2 separate regions of the Mus musculus genome follow, and region 2 is linked to region 1. A link is a loop called in an ENCODE intact Hi-C map of the cell type or tissue named here. Cell type or tissue: heart. All regions are shown on one strand. Each heading gives the region's core, and the rest is flanking DNA. Links, peaks and the distances in the headings are about the cores only. Region 1 has its middle 34 kb from the start of Gm36352. Region 2 overlaps Mdfic (MyoD family inhibitor domain containing).

Region 1 (17,135 bases), core at 4,557-9,556:
CAGTCTTCATTTTTCTTGAGTTTCATGTGTTTAGGAAATTGTATCTTATATCTTGGGTATCCTAGGTTTTGGGCTAATATCCACTTATCAGTGAGTACATATTGTGTGAGTTCCTTTGTGAATGTGTTACCTCACTCAGGATGATGCCCTCCAGGTCCATCCATTTGGCTAGGAATTTCATAAATTCATTCTTTTTAATAGCTGAGTAGTACTCCATTGTGTAGATGTACCACATTTTCTGTATCCATTCCTCTGTTGAGGGGCATCTGGGTTCTTTCCAGCTTCTGGCTATTATAAATAAGGCTGCTATGAACATAGTGGAGCATGTGTCCTTCTTACCAGTTGGGGCATCTTCTGGATATATGCCCAGGAGAGGTATTGCTGGATCCTCCGGTAGTACTATGTCCAATTTTCTGGGGAACCGCCAGACGGATTTCCAGAGTGGTTGTACAAGCCTGCAATCCCACCAACAATGGAGGAGTGTTCCTCTTTCTCCACATCCTCGCCAGCATCTGCTGTCACCTGAATTTTTGATCTTAGACATTCTGACTGGTGTGAGGTGGAATCTCAGGGTTGTTTTGATTTGCATTTCCCTGATGATTAAGGATGTTGAACATTTTTTCAGGTGCTTCTCTGCCATTCGGTATTCCTCAGGTGAGAATTCTTTGTTCAGTTCTGAGCCCCATTTTTTAATGGGGTTATTTGATTTTCTGGAGTCCACCTTCTTGAGTTCTTTATATATGTTGGATATTAGTCCCCTATCTGATTTAGGATAGGTAAAGATCCTTTCCCAATCTGTTGGTGGTCTCTTTGTCTTATTGATGGTGTCTTTTGCCTTGCAGAAACTTTGGAGTTTCATTAGGTCCCATTTGTCAATTCTCGATCTTACAGCACAAGCCATTGCTGTTCTGTTCAGGAATTTTTCCCCTGTGCCCATATCTTCAAGGCTTTTCCCCACTTTCTCCTCTATAAGTTTCAGTGTCTCTGGTTTTATGTGAAGTTCTTTGATCCATTTAGATTTGACCTTAGTACAAGGAGATAAGTATGGATCGATTCGCATTCTTCTACATGATAACAACCAGTTGTGCCAGCACCATTTGTTGAAAATGCTGTCTTTCTTCCACTGGATGGTTTTAGCTCCCTTGTCGAAGATCAAGTGACCATAGGTGTGTGGGTTCATTTCTGGGTCTTCAATTCTATTCCATTGGTCTACTTGTCTGTCTCTATACCAGTACCATGCAGTTTTTACCACAATTGCTCTGTAGTAAAGCTTTAGGTCAGGCATGGTGATTCCACCAGAGGTTCTTTTATCCTTGAGAAGAGTTTTTGCTATCCTAGGTTTTTTGTTATTCCAGACAAATTTGCAAATTGCTCCTTCTAATTCGTTGAAGAATTGAGTTGGAATTTTGATGGGGATTGCATTGAATCTGTAGATTGCTTTTGGCAAGATAGCCATTTTTACAATATTGATCCTGCCAATCCATGAGCATGGGAGATCTTTCCATCTTCTGAGATCTTCTTTAATTTCTTTCTTCAGAGACTTGAAGTTTTTATCATACAGATCTTTCACTTCCTTAGTTAGAGTCACGCCGAGATATTTTATATTATTTGTGACTATTGAGAAGGGTGTTGTTTCCCTAATTTCTTTCTCAGCCTGTTTATTCTTTGTGTAGAGAAAGGCCATTGACTTGTTTGAGTTAATTTTATATCCAGCTACTTCACCGAAGCTGTTTATCAGGTTTAGGAGTTCTCTGGTGGAATTTTTAGGGTCACTTATATATACTATCATATCATCTGCAAAAAGTGATATTTTGACTTCCTCCTTTCCAATTTGTATCCCCTTGATCTCCTTTTGTTGTCGAATTGCTCTGGCTAATACTTCAAGTACTATGTTGAAAAGGTAGGGAGAAAGTGGGCAGCCTTGTCTAGTCCCTGATTTTAGTGGGATTGCTTCCAGCTTCTCTCCATTTACTTTGATGTTGGCTACTGGTTTGCTGTAGATTGCTTTTATCATGTTTAGGTATGGGCCTTGAATTCCTGATCTTTCCAGAACTTTTATCATGAATGGGTGTTGGATCTTGTCAAATGCTTTTTCTGCATCCAACGAGATGATCATGTGGTTTTTGTCTTTGAGTTTGTTTATATAGTGGATTACATTGATGGATTTTCGTATATTAAACCATCCCTGCATTCCTGGAATAAAACCTACTTGGTCAGGATGGATGATTGCTTTAATGTGTTCTTGGATTCGGTTAGCGAGAATTTTATTGAGGATTTTTGCATCGATATTCATAAGAGAAATTGGTCTGAAGTTCTCTATCTTTGTTGGATCTTTCTGTGGTTTAGGTATCAGAGTAATAGTGGCTTCATGGCATTTTCTTAATTAGTGATTGATGGTAGAGGGTCCCACCCATCATGGGTTGTGCCACCCCTGGGCTGGTGGTCCAGAATTCTATAACAAAGTAGGTTGAACAAGCCATAGGAAGCAAATCAGAAAGGAGCATCTGTCTGTGGCCTCTGTATTAGGTCCTGCCTCTAGGATCCTGCCCTGTTTGAGTTTCTGTCCTGACTTCCTTTGGTGATGGACAGCAATGTGAAAGTGTAATATGAAAAACCTTTTCCTACCTGTATTAGTCAGGGTTTTACTGCTGTGAACAGGTACCATGACCAAGGCAAGTCTTATAAAAAACAACATTTAATTGGGGCTGGCTTGCAGTTTCAGAGGTTCAGTCCATTATCATAAAGGTGGGAGCATGGCAGTATCCAGGCAGGCATGGCATAGGAGGAGCTGAGAGTTCTATGTCTTCATCCAAGGGCTGCTAGTGGAAGACTGACTTCCAGGCAACTAGGGTGAGGATCTTATACCCACACCCACAGTGACACACCCATTCCAACCAGGTCACACCTATTCCACCAAGGCCAGACCTATTCCAACAAGGCCACACCTTCAGATGGTGCCACTCCCTGGTCCAAGGATTTACAAACCATCACACTATCCAACTTGCTGTTTGGTCATGTCACTACAATAGAAACCCTAACTAAGACTGTATAATATATACAAAGAGTATTTCAGGTGATGTAAGAAAAAAATCTGTTTATAGTCAATTTTTCTTCACAAAAATAAACTTTCTGAATTGGTCATCCAGGACTTTCTTCAGCAAAAGTATATTGTTTGAAGGTTGCCTAAAACTCAGGCAAATGTATGAAGGCATAGTTGGATTTCAGAGACATTTAACCATCTGCTTGTGTGTTAAGTCATGAAGCAACTTCAGATGTGACTATATAACCTGGAGCAAATGCAAAAACAAAGAAAATGAAAAGCGAACATTGAGGGGGAAAGTAGAGTGGAGAACAGCAGGATAAAGGTGTTCTAAAGAGAACGTGGGCAAACAGGGAGGGTGCTTTAGTCAAAGAGCAAGAAGAAGTAAAGATACAGAATAAGGATGAATAACAATAAGGGTTGAAAAGCCTTATGTAATCGTATCATTTTATATTTTCATATAAAAGAGGCCAGGGGAGTCCATGTCTCCCAAATAATAGAAGCTATTGCTATTGCGGTGATTACCTCCCAGGAGTTAAAGGTAAGGCCCTGCCGATGTGATCATCACACAGGCTGGAGGTAGTATTCAGGATCTGACATGGAAGTTACATGAAGGCCTCATCCTCAAAGATTTTCTTAGCAACAGAAAGTGATACATAAACTGCCAAGGGAAGAATAAATCAGTAGCCCTATGGAGCTGTGACACCTAGGAACTACAGCAACAATCAGCCTGGCCAAGATATCTCTAAAGGTGCAATGGTGGCATTTTTAGCTTGAGGTAACCAACAGCTGTCTAAGTTGAATTGCTCAACATAAGAGAAATCATGGTTGGTGCCAGAAACATAGCAAACTACATGTGGCTAGTGAAGTCATGCATTTTAAACAAGAACCTATTACCTCATCGTTCCTAATCCAGTATGATTCCTAACTGCATGCTAAATACTATTGCTATACACACAGATAGCTATGCACAAAGAAGCTTTCTTTTGCAGCAAAAGACTGTTATGGAAAGCTACAACTAGTTAAAGTACAAAGAACAACTGACCTCGAGGTATCCAGCCCCATTTGATACAGTTAAAATACAACCCCTGTCCCCAAATTACAATAGATTGGACAAATAGATTGTAAGAGACAGGAGACCAGGGAATCTGCTGCAAGATAGTAGAAGATAGTAACTTCTAGCTATGACAAGGAAGTCACCTTCAAGGAATTCTAACAGCATGACTTCTTTAAAAAGGAGGAACTAGAGAAAGTACCCAAGGAGCTAAAGGGATCTGCAACCCTATAAGTGGAACATTATGAACTAACCAGTACCCCGGAGCTCTTGACTCTAGCTGCATATGTATCAAAAGATGGCCTAGTCGGCCATCACTGGAAAGAGAGGCCCATTGGACATGCAAACTTTATATGCCCCAGTACAGGGGAATGCCAGGGCCAAAAAGTGGGAGTGGGTGGGTAGGGGAGTGGGGGGGGGAGGGTATGGGGGACTTTTGGGATAGCATTGGAAATGTAAATGAGGAAAATACCTAAAAAAAAAAAGGTTTGAACAGCCAGGCAGTGGTGGCACGCGCCTTCAATCCCAGCACTTGGGAGGCAGAGGCAGGCAGATTTCTGAGTTCGAGGCCAGCCTGGTCTACAAAGTGAGTTCGAGGACAGCCAGGGCTATACAGAGAAACCCTGTCTTGGAAAAAAACAAAACAAAACAAAACAAAACAAAACAAAAAACAAAAAACAAACAAACAAACAAAACCAGCCAAACAAAAGGTTTGAACAATTCCAGCAGTTGACACTCTAGTCAGATGCAGGGAATGTCACAGAAACCCATGCCAAGGGAAGAGCTACAAGCCATCAGCACCTGTTGAGAGAGGAAAAATTACTATTCCCCAGGGATGAGGCCCGGAATTGCTTATCTAACACCAAGTGGGCAGTCCTGGAAACATACACACCCAGGCCACGTGGAACAGAGTCAACATGCTGCATTTATGCTTGCTTTTCTCTTCTAAAAAGTTTTCACTTTCTGAAAATTTCATATGATGTATTTTAATCTTATTTCTTTCTCTCCCTTAACACCTGTCAGATATTGCCCACTACTCACCTAACATCAAGATTTTTTCCTAGTTCTTAATAAAATAAAATAAAAATGCTAAAATACAGAGTCTGTTTTATATTTTAGATTGTATTTTAGATTGTCCAACTAATCCTGAACATGATGCCTTACCTAAAGTATGGTTGATATATCTAGTGTTACTCCACTAAAGAAAAGTCAGTTGAATAAAAAAAATGATTCTCATGGGCTCATCTATTTGAATGCTCGGTTCCCAGCTGAAGGAACTGTTTCGGGAGAGTTTGGAGGTGTGCCTTGTTGCAGGACATGTGTCACTGGAGCTGGGGTTTTAGGGTTAAAATCTCCATGCCAGGCTTAGTCTCATTCTCTTTGCATATAACTTGAGGATCAGTAGATCAGTATGCATCTCTTAGCTATTCCTCCAACACCATTCCTGTCTACCTGCTACTATGGTCTCCACCATGATGGTGATGAACTAACCTTCTAGAACCATGAGCCCACCATTAAATACATACATTCATACATACATACATACATGCATGCATACATACATACATACATACATACATACATACATACAGAGAGAGAGAGAGAGAGAGAGAGAGAGAGAGAGAGAGAGAGAGAGAGAAAACAGTAACTAACATACTCTCCTGGAAACACTCACCTGCAATAGCTTCAAGGCCAGTGGATGAACTTTGTGCTTAGAGCTTCTGTTCTCAGAGCTTGAACGTGTGTGGATTTTGTGCATGCTATCATAGTTTCTGTGAATTTTTATGTACAAAAGCCCTGTTGTGCCCAGAAGATTCTGTTTTCTTAAAGTCATCTACCGCCTCTGGCTCTTACAATTTTTCTGCCCCTTTTTCTCCATAGATACTCAAGCTTTGAGGGGAGAGACATGATAAAGACATTCCACTTAGAACTCTGTGCTCCAAAAATCACTCTTTATACATTGTACAGTTGTGAGTCTCTGTGCTAATTATCACATTCTTTGAGAAGAAGCTTTGCTGAGGAAGTTAACCAATGTACTGATCTGAAATTCTGGTTGGAACTTTGAGCTCAGACATCAAGGAGTCCCAGATTGGCACCTATATCTATTCATTTAAATCTTTATATATCAACAATGGTTAAAGATGAGGAGGCTGTAAATGCAGGAGATCAGACTTTTATGGGAGGCATAGGAATGAAGAGAGGGAAGAGAGAAATGGTGTCATAATATTTTAATTAAATTTTTAAAAGATATTTATGCCCTATACTGTTATTTTTCAATATTAAGCACAAAGGAGTAGGTTTAGCACTCTTCATTTTGTAAGCTATAAATAATACTAGTAGTTTCAAATTTAGTTTTTTTCTATTTCCAAAATTCCCCTTATTATGTAGTCATTGTTGTAAGAATGAGGTCATCTTTAGACACAGTGGAGAACTTCTTATTCTGCCTCCAATGATATGCATTCCCCACTCATTCCTTTTTAAAAACACCCTCTTCTTCCTCACAGGTTATGAATCAACTTGACAGATTTCTTAAATATATATATATTTATTTCATGTATGTGAGTACATTCTTGCTGTCTTCAGACATACCAGGAGAGGGCATTGGATCCCCATTACAGATTGTTATGAGCCACCATGTGGTTACTGGAATTTGAACTCAGGACCTCTGGAAGAGCAGTCAGTGCTCTTAACTGCTGAGCCAACTCTGCAGCCCAAGTACAATGGATTTCTATACTTGGATTTCAGTATTTTTTCATAGACATCATCAACTTTTTAATGAACTATAAGTTTACCAATGTTGCAAGTTTAGAGAACATTTTGAGACCATCTTTAGCCGATGACACTTTCTTATTCATCCTGCGTCGTCTTTATTTTTGGTTCCATCTTCCTTTCCTTCATGTTTTTGTTTATCTCATCTTTTCATAAGTATGAGATTGTGTTTATTCTGCTACTCAGTATGAGCTCTGAGTATCTGAAACGCTATGGAACAAAGCATCAAACTGACTGTGGTTTTTCAATTTTATTAATCTTTTAATTCTGGATATCTGACTTGTAAAACTAAGAGACATCTTGTTGCTTTGATTCATACAGTGCAGCTATACTTATGGCTCTTGAAATCTATATGTTGTTCAAGATTATGAGTAGCAAATAAAACCCAAGATGATAACGAGCTCATGCAGAAATCCTTAAGTATGTTTCTCCACCCATTGGCTTCTATATTATTTGAAGAAATTGGAGGAATAAAATTAATAGATTCTTTCTACTGATCATTGAAATTAATAGGAATGGCAATAGTCATTATACCACAGAAAAGAATGTTCTTCTGAAAACTAGATGGACTGAAAGCCCCAAGACTCTAAGAATGCTCTCACTCATAAATCAAATGGTTATATAATGATTCTGCTTAGGAAGAAAACCATTCCTTAACATAATACTTTAGTCTCTTACAAAACATTTATTTAAAATATTTCAAATAGTGCCATCCAACTGCCTTCTCTTTTCACTGACCTCCTACCCAGAACCTTTAAATTGGGCAGCAGGAAATGTTGTACTGAACATATTATCTTTATAATTTCACAGGCCCCTCAGCTGGAGTTCAGGATCAATTCTCATACTTTAATCCTGTCTGCCAAAGACTTTTTAAACTATATAACTGACAAATAACTGGAACTGTAATTTATGGATCTTTCCTCCACAGGAAATAGTCAAAGCTGGTTCTTAAGACAAATCACCTTGCAATATTGTAAAAAACTGCATAATCTTATTATGCATTCTGATTTAAAAAACAACAAAATAACAAAAAATAAACAAGAAACACTACAAAGTAGCTGGCTGAATCTTAGTGCTAAAAAGCCTTGTCTGGAATTAGCCCTATTGCATCTATTTATCATCAGTCTAATTTTAATGTTCCTTTCTGTTAAAAAAATTGAATCTTTGCTAATTTTTGCAGTTCCTCTCAGGAAAAAATTTCTGGCTCCATCACTGGCTTATTTCCTTTTCTATTGCTGGTAAGAGATATCATGACCAAGGCAACCTATAAAAGACAGCATTTAATTTGGGGGCTCATGGTTCCGGAGGGTTTCATTCCTTGAAATCATGGTGGACAACATGGCAACAGGCAGACAGGCATGGTGCTAGAGCCTTAGCTGAGACCTTCCTTCCTGATCCTAAAGTTGGAGGCAGCAAAAGAGACTGAGCCTTGAGTGGACTGTTTAAACTTCACAGCACACTCCAAAAACCACACCGCTTCCAACAAGGCCACACCTCCTAATGCTTCCCAAACTATTCTACCAACTGGGAACCCACATTCAGATACATCAGATTACGACGTGCACTCTCATTCAAATAACCACAATCACATATCTTTGATTACAACATCATTTCCTTAAGATTCATATGCTGTTTAAATTTTTATTGTTAACTTGATACAAACTAGAATCCCCTAAGAAAATGGAACCTAAGTTGAGAAATTTTCATCCATCAGATTGACACGTGTAAATGTATGGAGAGAGCTGTTTTGATTGATGGTTAATGTAGGAGAGGATCCATCCTACTATAGATAGGACCATGTTCAGGCAAGTGAGTTATATAAGAAAGCAATCTGAACATACCTGATGATGTAAGCCAGTAAGTAGCATTACTTTCTGGTCTCTCCTTCAGTTCCTCCTTCCAAGTTCCTGCCATGAATTCCCTCAATGAAGAATTGTTACTAGAACATGCAAGCTGAAATAAACTCTTTCCTTCTCAGCTGCTTCCTGTCTTTGTGTTTACAGGATCAATAGGAAACAAAGTCCTAAGTCGTAACAGTCAGAGAGTGGTGCTCACTCAGTTGCATATGTTTAGAAAGAATTACAAAATATTTTCCAGCTGTATACCAAACTCCATGATATCTACTCATATTTTCTGTGCATATACTTGCTTATCTAGAATCAAAAGGAATGAGTAAGCCACAACATTATGGCAGTTTTTGAAATCATGAAGGTCTGAATCCAGATCCTGACATCCCTGAAAAAAGATGGGGAAGGCCACTCTTGTACATGTAACCCCAGTAGTGTGTAGAAAAAGAAAGAGTCACTGGTTCACTGAGAGACCCTGTCTTGAAGGAATAAGTCACAGAGTCTAAATCAGGACAGTGACAGCACCCTTTGGCTTCATCATGTAAACATGAATCATGGGGAGGGGGCATTAATTTAAAAATATCCAGGTTTTATGATATATAGGGAATATATATAAAGTTATATTTGCCATTTTATCTTCCTACAATTGGTACTCTGCAAGTTCATATATCAGTGAATTCCAGGACCACCGTGTTTTCCTTCACAGAGCTCCTTCAATCAGTTACCTCCTGAACTGCTCCCAATTCTTCTTGCCTACTTACTTCCTCAGTGTCGCTGTAGTTTCTCACTTAGAATAATAGCACAGAAAGACTGACTCCTTCTCCAGAATCTCCTCTTTTAGCCTTTGCATTTGCTCTCTAAGTGCAACCACATTGGTCATCCCGGAATGTCAATGCGATCTTGTTAGTCTTGTGACAATCGTGAACCCATTCCGAACCCTTCTGGCTGTTACTCTTTATCCTTTCTGTTTTGAAGTCCTCAGCACTGTTTCAGGGCTGTTGCACAACTTTGGTCTCCTTCAGCTTCACCTTTCACTTTCTCAAACCCAATGTTCAAGTCATGGCGAGCATCTTCGTTTGTCCAGTGGGCTCTTTTGGCTCACTGTCACATTCTGCTCAAAAAGATGTCCTGTCCAAAGACCTCTTTGCCAAACCATGGGTTTTCTTGCTTCTGGGTACTCAGGTACAATAGCCTGTATTGCTTCTTGTGTATAGCATTTTAATTGTTCATGAGATCTCTTCATGTTTTCTATGGGATTGAAACAATCTGTGTCTTATTGGGAACACTCAGCACAGTGTCAGTGTCCCTCATACTCAACTTTTTATATATTTTTTCCAGGGAAATTTATGTTATAGTTCCATTGTTTAAATGAAATTTAAAATGCATATAGTCATATTAATAGCTTTACTAAATATGGAAATGAAAATATGCTAAATGACTTCTCAATTCTTTGGGGGAAAACCCAGTGTAAAGGACACACATACAGCAATCTTTTAATTTGTTAATCCATTTTTGTATTACTAAAAATCAATATCTTTTAATATCTGAAAGTATTTCCATATGCTAATATTTAATTTATTTTTTCTTTCTCAGAAAGAGTTTTTAAGTAGAAAAAAAATCAATGCAGCTATTACTAGTTTTATTTATGTGTTAAAATTATAAATCTTATTTCTAACTTTTTTCCAGAGATAAATCTATTTGCTCTCAGAACAACTTCAGATGATATATTTCAAGAACAATATTCATGGGCGTTCATTACAACTAATATTTATTCAATGACAGAATGCAGTTCTTTCAAAAATTTCACTTTGTCAATAGTGAATACAGTTAATATTGCAAGATACTGCCATGCATTTTATTGTAGACTCCAGATAACTCTGCTTAAATGCTGAAATATTTATGTATACATTCAGATGGCAAAGATAAAATATCAGTCACATTTTTCCATTTGGGGAACTTCAGTGTTTCTTTGAGCAACATGATAAAAATCTAAGTTTAACAAATAGAGTAAGTTTGTAGGTCACCCCCAGCTCTGTGACCCCTCGCTTGTCTTTTCCTGTTTAGTTTTTAGCTTACGTGGTTACATAACCATTGCTTTTGCTTAAAGGTCAGCCAAGAGTAAAGTTATATCTTGCTGGAGGTGAGATGTAAACAGTGTCTGATCTTGCCCTGCCATTCTTCTTAAATCTTCCACAGAGCTGGGTGAACTTGTGCCAGTATTCATAAAAGAAGATTATGTTTTAGAATCTGTATTGTATTATTCAATAAATATTTCAAGGTGTCTGCAAACAGGGATTAATGTGTATTATATTTCAGGAAACCAGAAAGGTATCAACCCAAAGAATTAAATAAAACACTCGTGTTTGATGCTCCTATAAACTGTAACTTAAAATAAAATGTGTGTAAACTTCCCCTTTCTTTTGTTTCATTTTCTTGTCATAAAATACTACAGAATAAAATGAAATGAGACAAAAATGAGCAGGGATAAAAACAATTTAAAATTGACCTTCACTCAGAAAAGCTGGTCCTTTTTTTTCAGTCATCAGTGTTAATGGCTAATGATTGTTTCTGCATGCAATTAAAACATCTGGATGGAAAATGTTTCCAGGTCACTGATACTACACCACATAGTGGTACAATTGGAGACATCTGGACACAAAAGAACAGAGTTATAAGGCACTTCAAGTAAATTCTGTTATATCATGTATTCAAATCATGTAGGCATGCTTAGTGCAGCCCTGTACCTTGGCACTTTGGATAGCAAGGTAAGTAGATTTCAAGTTCAAGACCAGACTAGGTTCAGCAGTGAGTTAAGCCTAGCCTAGGCTGCACAGTGAGACTGTCTCAAGAAAATGGGCATACAGAACAAAATTGACTATTTAAAAGCATTTCACTTATGTTATTGTTATCTAAACTTTATTCCTCTCAAAAGGCTTAACTTATCATGTTTTACTTAACCTGGTGTATATAAAATGGTTACCACCTTCTGGTGTTTTGAGTTATAAATGTACCATATAGTAAGCAAGTCATTTACATACATTATCATTTTGGGAAATAAAATAAGCTGGAGTTTTGAGACTACTAAAATTTGATCTCTTTCGCCATCCTACTCAAAAAGAATTGACAGCATATAAAAGTTAATCACATTTGGATTCCTGGATGAGATTATTTAAGACCTATGCTTGGGGAAAAATAGGTTAAAAGAATAAGCAACCCGACAACCCAGGTCAACCTGCTCTCTCGTGAATCACTTGAAGAATATGTTAAAATCAGATGGCCTGGCTGTTCCTTCTCTCCATTGGATTACAACTGTCGGGAAAAAAGTTTGCCAGTCTATATTTTTAGTATTCTAAAATACCAAGATACACATGAGATTCATATTAGAAACCAAAACAACATATTCTTCGGATTACAGAGAATGGTTGTAAGAAATGGCAACATGAATAGCATCTTGGGCCACATCTCATACAACTAGACTGAGGATGGTGCCCATAAATATTCATTGGGAAGGAGTCCTGTGATCTGGATGTTTCCTCTGAATGGAACCTAAAAGATAAAGGCCAAAAGATAGAAAGGTCACCAATGCTTTTACCTTGGCATTTCATTCCAAGTGCACTGAAAGGGTTACACACAAATAAAGCATTTTAAACATGTCAAAAGTATATATTCCAGGCTTCTTTCTTGGATTAGATAAAAAACATACTGGTTTTTGAAACATTGATGTGGCTTAAATGAGAACACAGGTCCGTGAAGAAGTGCTCACTTACTGTGCATGGGAACTTGGGTCTTCCCACTACTACTAAATCACACACGCAAAAAAAAGCAAGATTGATGATATTTCATGCATCTTTCCTGCTTTTGTATGAATCTAGATAGTTACATAAAATTTCATTACAGTCTTATAGAACAAACTTTAATTTAGAATTAGAGAGAAGAGACCATATTTTCTCTCCTGATAAACTATGAGACACAGAACATGAATGCTGGTTCTGTTTGAAATTGACAACAAGCCTTGGGACTATGACTTATACATCCTTAGTTTATACTATGATCCAGCCAACCAAAAAGATAGAAATTCAATGAGATAGGTTGAGTTTTCATCTTGGTGAGTGTGAAACCAAAACTTGTTTAACCTGGAAAGACATTAATGGAGAGCGAACTTTCACCAGCAGCACGGGCATTACTTAAAAGCAATGCATTGCTTAAACTAACAAATTAAGGTGATTTTATTTGGAGAACCTATATATATTCATTTAGGAAAGCACATTTTAAGGTGGGAGCATTCATGAACATTCATTCCTGAGTGTGACCAATTCAAGGTCTTTGCTCCCAATTCCAAGAAGGGGCAAAGTATCATTCACGTGGAAACTGAACAACACTCTTCTCAATGATACCTCGGTCAAGGAAGGAATAAAGAAATGAAGGACTTTTTAGAGTTTAATGAAAATAAAGCCACAACATACCCAAACTTATGGGACACAATGAAAGCATTTCTAAGAGGAAAACTCATAGCTCTGAGTGCCTCCAAAAAGAAACTAGAGAGAGCAGACACTAGCAGCTTGACAACACACCTAAAAGCTCTAGAACCAAAGGAAGCAAATTCACCCAAGAGGAGTAGACGGCAAGAAATAAACTCTCAGGGCGAAATCAACCAAGTGGAAACATGAAGAACTATTCAAAGAATCAACCAAATGAGGAGCTGGTTCTTTGAGAAAATCAACAAGATAGATAAACCCTTAGCCAGACTCACTAAAGGGAACAGGGACAGTATCCTAATTAACAAAATCAGAAGTGAAAAGGGAGACATAACAACAGATCCTGAAGAAATCCAAAACACCATCAGATCCTTCTACAAAAGGCTATACTCAACAAAACTGGAGAACCATATATTCTTGATACAGAATCTCTCACTGAACTTAGGAGCCACTGATTCTGTAGGTGGCCAATGAACTTCAGGAACCTACCTCTCTCTGTTCCTTCAGTGCTGGGGTTACAGACACAAGTCACCTAAAAATTTCAGATCCTCCCCAGATATGTAGCATCAATCAGGGGATCATGACATTACTACATGAACTGTTTGGGTGATATTTATGTCCAAACTATAGTATTATGTGTCTGGTTCTATAAGTCTCATGTCCATTTCAGCACCAAGATGCATTCAGCCCATCTCTTTAGAGTGCCCATATTTTAAACACCTATAGCATTATTCTAACGTCCAAGTTGAAAGTGCTCTTGCACGAGCATGCCCATATCCACCCAGAATCTGTCTATGTCTCATCACTTTCTCCCTTTTCCTCTTCTCTTTTTTCTTTTTTTTTTCTTCTTTTTCTTCTTTTTTTTTTTCATTCTTTTTCTTCTTCATCATCTTCTTCTTCCTCCTCCCCTTCCTCTTCTTCTGGTCTCTCCTACATATGCACTCATTATTAAATTAAGGTATATATGTCTTACCACAAGTTTATACATTATATTTCCTTTTATTCCAAACTTAAATAGACTAATGTAATCTCTATTTTCCTTTGTGTTTTGTGTAAATTTTTTTTGGGATGGGGTCTTAACTACACAGTTTTCCTGGCCTGAAACTCAATACATACACTATGCCAACTTAAATATCATAGAGATCCACCTGCCTCTGCCTCCCAAGTTCTAGGCTTACATATTTTAAAGGAGGGATTTTTTAAAGGAGTTAAAATATGTTATTCTTTTTGTTATTGCACCATGCATTATTTAGCTTTCTTGTCTCTGAGACAAAACACTTGATAAAAGTGACTTAAGGGAAGACATTCCCCTTGCTCTTAATAGTTCAGATATATCAGAGCTTCAAGGAAAGGGAAGGTTTACAACTGGAGTAGTCAAAATGTCCTGGAAATATGAAAATATTGATTAGGCTTGTGGCTTGGTTTACTCACATCTTGATGGGTCAAAATATACAGAAAATTTGCTTGGGATCTGGGAATGATAAAAATAAAATACCTACTCTGTCCATCAATGTTCCATCTACTAAAGGTCTCACAATCTTCTCAAAGTTCCACAAGGTAGGGACATAATATTCAAACATAGGAGACCATGATGAACATTTTACATCTAAACCATGGCATAGCATATATACCCCTACAAATAAATATATCCAAAAATAATTTTGCAGTTAAGTTTTGGTAGTTGTTAAAATTGTGTGACTGTGAAAGTCACAAAAGAGGATTTTTTCAATATAAAATATTTAGAAAAAATCCATGAAAATGTGAAAACATTACATTTTCTTTGCAATTTTATTTAGCAATTAACTATCCCTGAAATAGTGTCAGAACAAGCAAAAAAAAGTGTCATATGGACTTATCTACAGGCCAATGAGATGGAGGCAGTTCCTCAACTGACACATTCTATATATATATATATATATATATATATATATATATATATGTCTCTTCATTATTTTATGGATTAACTTATTTTTCAGCATACCACTACACTATGTTCCACATTGTTGGGAACCTACTTAGGTGACTTCATTTTGGGAACTTGAAGAATTTATTTATAGGAATTTTACTTTATGGAATTTTATGCCTTCATTTAAATATTGAAACTTTTGAGTTTATCAGTTTTCTATGCTGAAAAATAAATTATGGTTCCTTTTTCTATACGTACAGATGAGAGACTACTTATCATGTAGGGGAATTTCTGTTTCTCCTTTTGCTGATACTCTTCCACCATATATCTTGTGTTATTTGTAAATTAAATGTTTCTGAATGAGGGCTTAAAATCAAAGGAGCATGTTAGCAATTGCTTATTTAAAGAAACTATGAAAGATTCACATAAGCCCTGTAGCAGTTGCTAGAAGAAAGAATTAGTTTTATGTATGTTTTAGATAGTGTTTTCTCAGCTTCTTTCTTTCTCACTTCAATAGATAAGCTATTATAAATTTAGCCATGTATTTTCTTAAGAAGAAATCAAATCAGGCATCTTGCTGTCAGAGATACATGTCTTTAAACACAAATTCCCAGTGACTAGTAAACTCATTACTACCGTTGTAGTCATCTAATAAAACTCAATCAAAATGTATTATGTCTAAAAGCACAATAAAAAAATGTAATGAACAATAAAAAACTATTCTTTCTGGCTCTGAAATGGAGTTTTCTATGCTCAAGGTATACAACCTGGAGATAATTACCAGAGAATATAAATATTCTATGGTCCCAGAGACTCTCTCATAGAGGTCACTAACAGGGATGACAATCATTAGCTCTCATTTACAAAATGCAAGCATACTGTGTCCCCTGATTCAGATTTAGATCCAGGCTACAAAGTATTATATTAGAAGATATTAGTACATTTGAACATTAGCCTAGTTTTGACTCATCAGTTTCTTAAGGAAAAATAAAAATGTCCTAAGTGTGATAAAGGAATTCCTGCTTAGCCCCAGAGAGTAATGCTCTGATTAATTGTAACACCTCCAGCAAAAGAACTCATAGGAAAAAAAAAAATATCTGCCTTTTAAATGACAATCTTAAAAGAGTAAAAGAGTTGCCAAGTAGTTTTTTTTAAATTAGGTATTTTCCTCATTTACATTTCCAATACTCTCCCAAAAGTCCTCCATACCCTCCCCCCCCCAACTCCCCTACCAACCCACTCCCACTTTTTGGCCCTGGCATTCCCCTGTACTGGGGCATATAAAGTTTGCAAGTCCAATGGGCCTCTCTTTTGATACATATGCAGCTAGAGTCAATAGCTCCGGGGTACTGGTTAGTTCATAATGTTGTTCCACCTATAATATTGCAGATCCCTTTAGCTCCTTGGGTATTTTCTCTAGCTCCTCCATTGGGGGCCATGTGATCCATCCATTAGCTGATTGTGAGCATCCACTTATGTGTTTGCTAGGCTCTGGCGTAGTCTCACTAGAGACAGCTATATCAGGGTCCTATCAGCACAATCTTGCTAGTGTATGCAATGGTGTCAGCATTTAGAGGCTGATTATGGAATGGATCCCTGGATATGGCAGTCTCTAGATGGTCCATCCTGTGGTCTCAGCTCCAAACTTTGTCTCTGTAACTCCTTCCATGGGTGTTTTGTTCCCAATTCTAAGAAGGGGCAAAGTGTCCACACTTTGGTCTTCTTTCTTCTTGAGATTCATGTGTTTTGCAAATTGTAACTTATTATCTTGGGTATTCTAAGTTTCTGGGCTAATATCCACTAATCAGTGAGTACGTATCATTTGAGTTCTTTTGTGATTGGGTTACTTCACTCAGGATAATGCCCTCCAGGTCCAACCATTTGCCTAGGAATTTCATAAATTCATTGTTTTTAATAGCTGAGTAGTACTCCATTGTGTAAATGTACCACATTTTCTGTATCCATTCCTCTGTTGAGGGGCATCTGGGTTCTTTCCAGCTTCTGGCTATTATAAATAAGGCTGCTATGAACATAGTGGAGCATG
Region 2 (5,000 bases), core at 1-5,000, 120 kb after region 1:
TCTCTGACTGATACTACCTGCCTTGTGTGTCCTGTGGTCAAAGAATGTAGTGTTTGTGTTGATAATTGCCCAACATTTTTACAAAGCCCCCATCCTCTGCTTGAAGGCTCTGGTACTTTAAGGCTCATGCACATTAAGGCTATCCAGTCCTCAGGCTTATCCAAATTTTATTCTGCTTTTATTCAGCCTTAGTTAGTTTTCCATTGTACTTTATTTCAGTAAGGATGGAGACAAACATTAGCTGGTAAGAGTCTGGGGACATTGACCAGTGCTTGCTGTCCATGCAACTTGAGTTTGGTCCACTAGCACCCATGTCAAAGCTGAGTTTGGTGATGTAACGGGGCATTAGGGGGTTCAGCAGTGCTGTCACCAGCCAGACAAGTTCCAGCCTGCCCTCTGAGCTCCAAGTTCATAGAGAGATTCTGTATTGAGGGGATGAAGGGGAGAGTGATTTAACAAGACACTTGATGTCTCCTTCTGGCTTCAGTGTGCATCATGGGTACCCACAGCCACTCATTTGTGTATACACAGAGAGAGAGAGCGAGAAAGAGAGAGAGAGAGAGACAGAGACAGACAGACACACACAGGCACATATGCACACACACTGACACACAAACAGACATATGCAGGCACATATGCACACACACAAACACACACACAGGTATGAACGCACATAAGTGAACATGTATATTGGGAACTTGTTGGAGACACAGCTCAAAGGTTTAAAACACTTCCAGAGTACTTGCACTTAGTTCTCATCGGCCACAGCAGGAGACACTCATCCACCTGTAAACCTAGCTCTGCGAGACCTGGCACTATGGACTTGTGGAGTACCTGCACACCGTGGCAGAGTCTCTTTCTCTGTCTCTGTCTTTGTCTCTGTCTCTATTTCTCTGTCTCTCTCTGTCTCTGTCTGTGTTTGTGTCTGTGTTTCTCATAAATAAAAATAAAATCTTTTTTTAAAAAAGAAATGAATATTACAATAAATATAAAAATGGCTCTAAAAGGTCAAGAGAAGACCCCTAGCTAGATTTAAAAATCTATTCTTCTGGATAACAGGTTCCATGGTGATGGAGTCTTAGTGCTTAAAAAGAGCTCAGCAGTTATTAACCCTCTGCTGTATGCCTACCAACACAGAGACAAATGACTTGCTTAAGATTTCTTAATCCATTAGTGAGAGAGCCAGACTGGAAAAGCCAGTCTAAGCTTCCTAGCATCACAGTCCTCCTAAATAATGTGACATTTCCCAACTGTGACACTTGGGGAGGACAGGAGGATGATTCCTCTCTGCAGTCCTTTTGTCTGTGTGCCCCCAAGTAGGGTTTCCCCTGTTGTGCTTGTTCAAACAAACACAAACAGCCTTTGCCACCTGGAAACTTACAGCCTAGCCTTTTGTAGTGTGAATGGCAGTGGTAAGTAATGAGCTGTGACTGAGAGAAGGCTCAGCTGGGGGGTGGCAGGGATGAAGTGCGGAGGGAACTGTGAAGCGGCTCAGGGAGAGGGTTTTTATTTTTATCTCCTCTCCCACAATTTAAAGTAGTCGACACGCCTACAGAACGTCTTGTTTAGCAGGCCAGAAACCACGGCTGTCACATTTAGGACACTCGCCAACCCGTCCTTAGGTTGTTTTGCCTTCAGAATTGTTGGGGGACTAAATTCAAGTGGCGATACGTATACCTTGTAATTTTAGTGTCATGCTGTCTTGCTCATCTGAAGCTTGCGATGATGCCTTTGAAAAACATCACATTACATGAATGGATGAGACAGGCTGAGAAAGGGTGATGTGGAAAGACTAACAACCATCCTTTAGTCACAAATTAATTCCATAAATAATAGGATTTACCTCCTGTGCACAGCTTTGAATTGTGCTTTGGTGTCTTGTCCCGGGGTAGCTGCTCACTCTGCCTGTCTCTTCATCTTGCCCGGTATGTGTGTGTTAGACTGCTGTGACTCTTTGCTTGGGGCCTGTCCCTTCTGTCAAGGCTAAGGAACACATCCTGGGCCTTCCCTAGACCAGACATCTCCTGCCTGTAGGACGTAGTGCCCCCTGCTGGACAAGCTGTCCTGCCTCTGCAGGAGAGGACCCTGCTGCAGTGACAGCTTTGTTTGGGACTTTTATGTAATTTGGATGGCAGACGCACCCTTTGTATACCTGCCAAGCCCTGGCAAGTCAAGTGTCCAGAGAACTGTGCGTGATCCCTGTCCTGTGAAATTCTTAGCCTGACTCATGCCTTCTCTTGCCATGTTTTTACTTCTATCTGCCAGGGGATTTTGGATATAGGCAACCTGGCCAACTCCATGAGTGTCTGTAATAGACTACTCTCACTGACTGGCCAGTATATTAGTTTACTTATCATCATCATCGTCGTCATCGTCATCATCATCATCATCACTTCATAGAGTATAGTGGGCACATCATTGTGAGCCTTTTGCCGTTTAAAAAACCGAGTTCTTTTGAAATATGCCCTGCACAATTCTTAAACCAAAGACATAAGTAACAAGAGGCGAGCCAAAATTTTAGCTGTGAAATAAATGTAGCTTGGAAAATAAAATTGGGGAAAATGTTAAATTCGGCATCTGGAAAGAAGTTTTCCATCATTTTTATTCAAATACTTATTTTCATTAAAACTAGAGGACTTTTTCACATTTGTTTTGTCCTGACTATAAGAGGCATTATTACCAAAGTATGCAGACTGCTTACAAACAAAACAATGCTTTCTTAATAAATGCTATATTTATTTACTTACGGGGCAGTGTGTGTGTGTGTGTGTGTGTGTGTGTGTGTGTGTGTGTGTTGCACTTGTGAAGTGCAAAACTTATCAGAGTCAGTTCTCTCTTACCACATGGGTCCTGGGAATCAAACTTAGGTCACCTACCTTGGTGGCAAGTACCTTTACCTTCTGAGCTTTATAGAAATTCTTCAAAATGCTTTTTGTGACTAAGTAAAGTATTATAGAATTTATTATTCAAAGCTATACTCAACCTTACATTACATATTTTACCAATGATCAACTTAAAAATAGCACCAAATACATTTTTTAAAAAACATGTAATATTACCTTTTTTTTTCTCCCAGCTTTCTTGCTTCTGAAGAAAACAGATAATCATTGCACTATGGAAAACTAGACTATTATTTTGAAAGCTTCTGCTATAGCCAGACACAGATTACTTGTTTTGGGCTGGGTTTCTGTTTCATTCTTCTGCACTGTCTGTCTCTTAGAATTAGTTACGTTTGGTGCTTCGTCCTCTTTTGTATCTGAGCAGTTTTTCCCAAGCCTTCCTGAATTTGAGGAGAATAGTCGCTATCGCTATACTACAGAGCCTGGCTGGACATAGGAGGAGAGTTATAGTCCTCCTGGAACCATATTTTGATGCTATCATTCCCCCACCCCATCGGGCACTACTACCACAACTCCCACCACCCCCACAATCAACACACCACTATCATCACAGCCATCACACGGCTAGTACTTAGCAAGTGTCATCTGTTAATTCCATATTCGTTTAGTGTTCATCACGTCTCCGGGGACAGTGGCATTCTATCAGATTTGCCATCTTAAATATCTTGCTATAATTTGCATCATCACTGATATTTTAGCCACTCTCAAGTCAGATATCGAATTAACTTTACATGTAAAATATTCTAGGCAAGTGCCTGTGAGGCAGAAACATGACTCAAGGCCCAAAGGTGGGGTGCCTCTGAGCCTGGTGACCTTAGTTTAACTCCCAGAACCCACATGCTAAAAGGAGAGAAAGATCCCAGTAAGCTGCCCTCTGACCTCAGTGCACACTGTGCCAAAATGAGAGAGAGAGAGAGAGAGAGAGAGAGAGAGAGAGAGAGAGAGAGAGAGAGAGCTCACCTTTACTCAAATGCACATCATATACTGTACTCAATAAATAGAAAATGAAAATGTAGTGATTTATAGAGACTATCTAACACTTGAAATGCCATTGCCTCTTCAGATTTCTGTGTTAAACTTCTGTGAAACAATAGTTCCTCTGATATAAACATTGCCTTCCTAGACTGTAAAAAGTTCCTTCAAACAGAGTTCTTGGACTAGTGCTGTAGTTGAGACCAAGTTCTGGATCAAATCTAGCAGTTTGGAATACTGAATGCATTAGCTGTGTACAATGCTGGCAACAGAATAAAGAGGGGGTGGGGGGAACGACAGGTCAGGCTATCTGTCTTTGCCGTACAGTAACCTTTCCATTGGACCATGTGGGTTCCAGGGCTTGGGTATGGGGCAGGGAAGCTACTGAGGTGTCCCTTCGTGGGTGCAGGAGGTCAGGGTGTTTCTTTTTCTAATACTCTTCTGAATTTGTAAAGGAGAAAGATGATAATGAAGACGATTGTTCATTTCCCCAAAGTCAGCTCTGCATGGAAAATATAACTCTTCTCAAACTTTCTTTTGAAAAACCTCCTGACCTAGCTCTCTTTCCCCTCCATTAGGAAAATGTTGCCTCTGTTTTCTAGCCATGGCCCAGAGCCTTAGGGACCGCCATGTGCCAGAGGCTCTGTGTAGGCGGTGACCTCTGGGCCTGTTTCTCAGACAGGTGGTCAGTCAACGGCTGGGGGCCAGGAGTGCTGCACAGCCCCTGTCTTGAGTCAGGCATTTGCCTGCAGCTGAGCTACTGTGCAGAATTCATAAATATGCCTCACCCACGCACACTACATGCACTTGAAAAGCAGAACTCCTGGGGAGATACTTGTGTCAGGCCCTACCAGCTGGATTTTTGCAAAGGGTAGACACATTCAGTCATTGTAGCTTCGACTCCGAATAAGTCAAACGTACCTCTGGCCTGCTTTTCCATTCTCTATTAAGAAACAACAAAGGCAGGGATGAAGTTTCTGGGGTCAGTGATGTAATATCAGAAATGCACTCCCCTGTCAGGCCCTGCCCCAGTGCAGTGTACACCACCCCTCAGCAGAGAGATGTGTGAGTAACTCTGGGCACTCTTTACCCTGATGGTAAAACTGATCTCAAAGCAGTGTTCTCAAA

What was found. Hi-C counts contacts between places; a loop is a spot of excess contacts. Peaks named below come from ENCODE experiments on the same cell type or tissue, not always from the same donor. Only the 100,000 strongest peaks of a DNase experiment are listed, where the experiment ranks them.
Region 2: it touches region 1 in a loop (5-fold over the local background); 4 of 42 quality-filtered maps call a loop at or near these places.

What each region holds. Positions count from the first base shown.
Region 1 is chr6:15,665,052-15,682,186 of GRCm38, forward strand. No RefSeq gene overlaps it. Among named protein-coding and RNA genes, the nearest start is that of Gm36352, 34 kb to the left of the region's middle. In heart, for the core only: a CTCF peak has its summit at 6,696 (motif pointing right); no DNase peak of the experiment used is centred there.
Region 2 is chr6:15,788,258-15,793,257 of GRCm38, forward strand. All of the region lies in intron 4 of Mdfic (MyoD family inhibitor domain containing), which reads left to right. Among named protein-coding and RNA genes, the nearest start is that of Mdfic, 70 kb to the left of the region's middle. In heart, for the core only: a CTCF peak has its summit at 2,058 (motif pointing left); DNase peaks (open chromatin) are centred at 2,064 and 4,574; H3K4me3 peaks cover 415 bases; H3K27ac peaks cover 262 bases.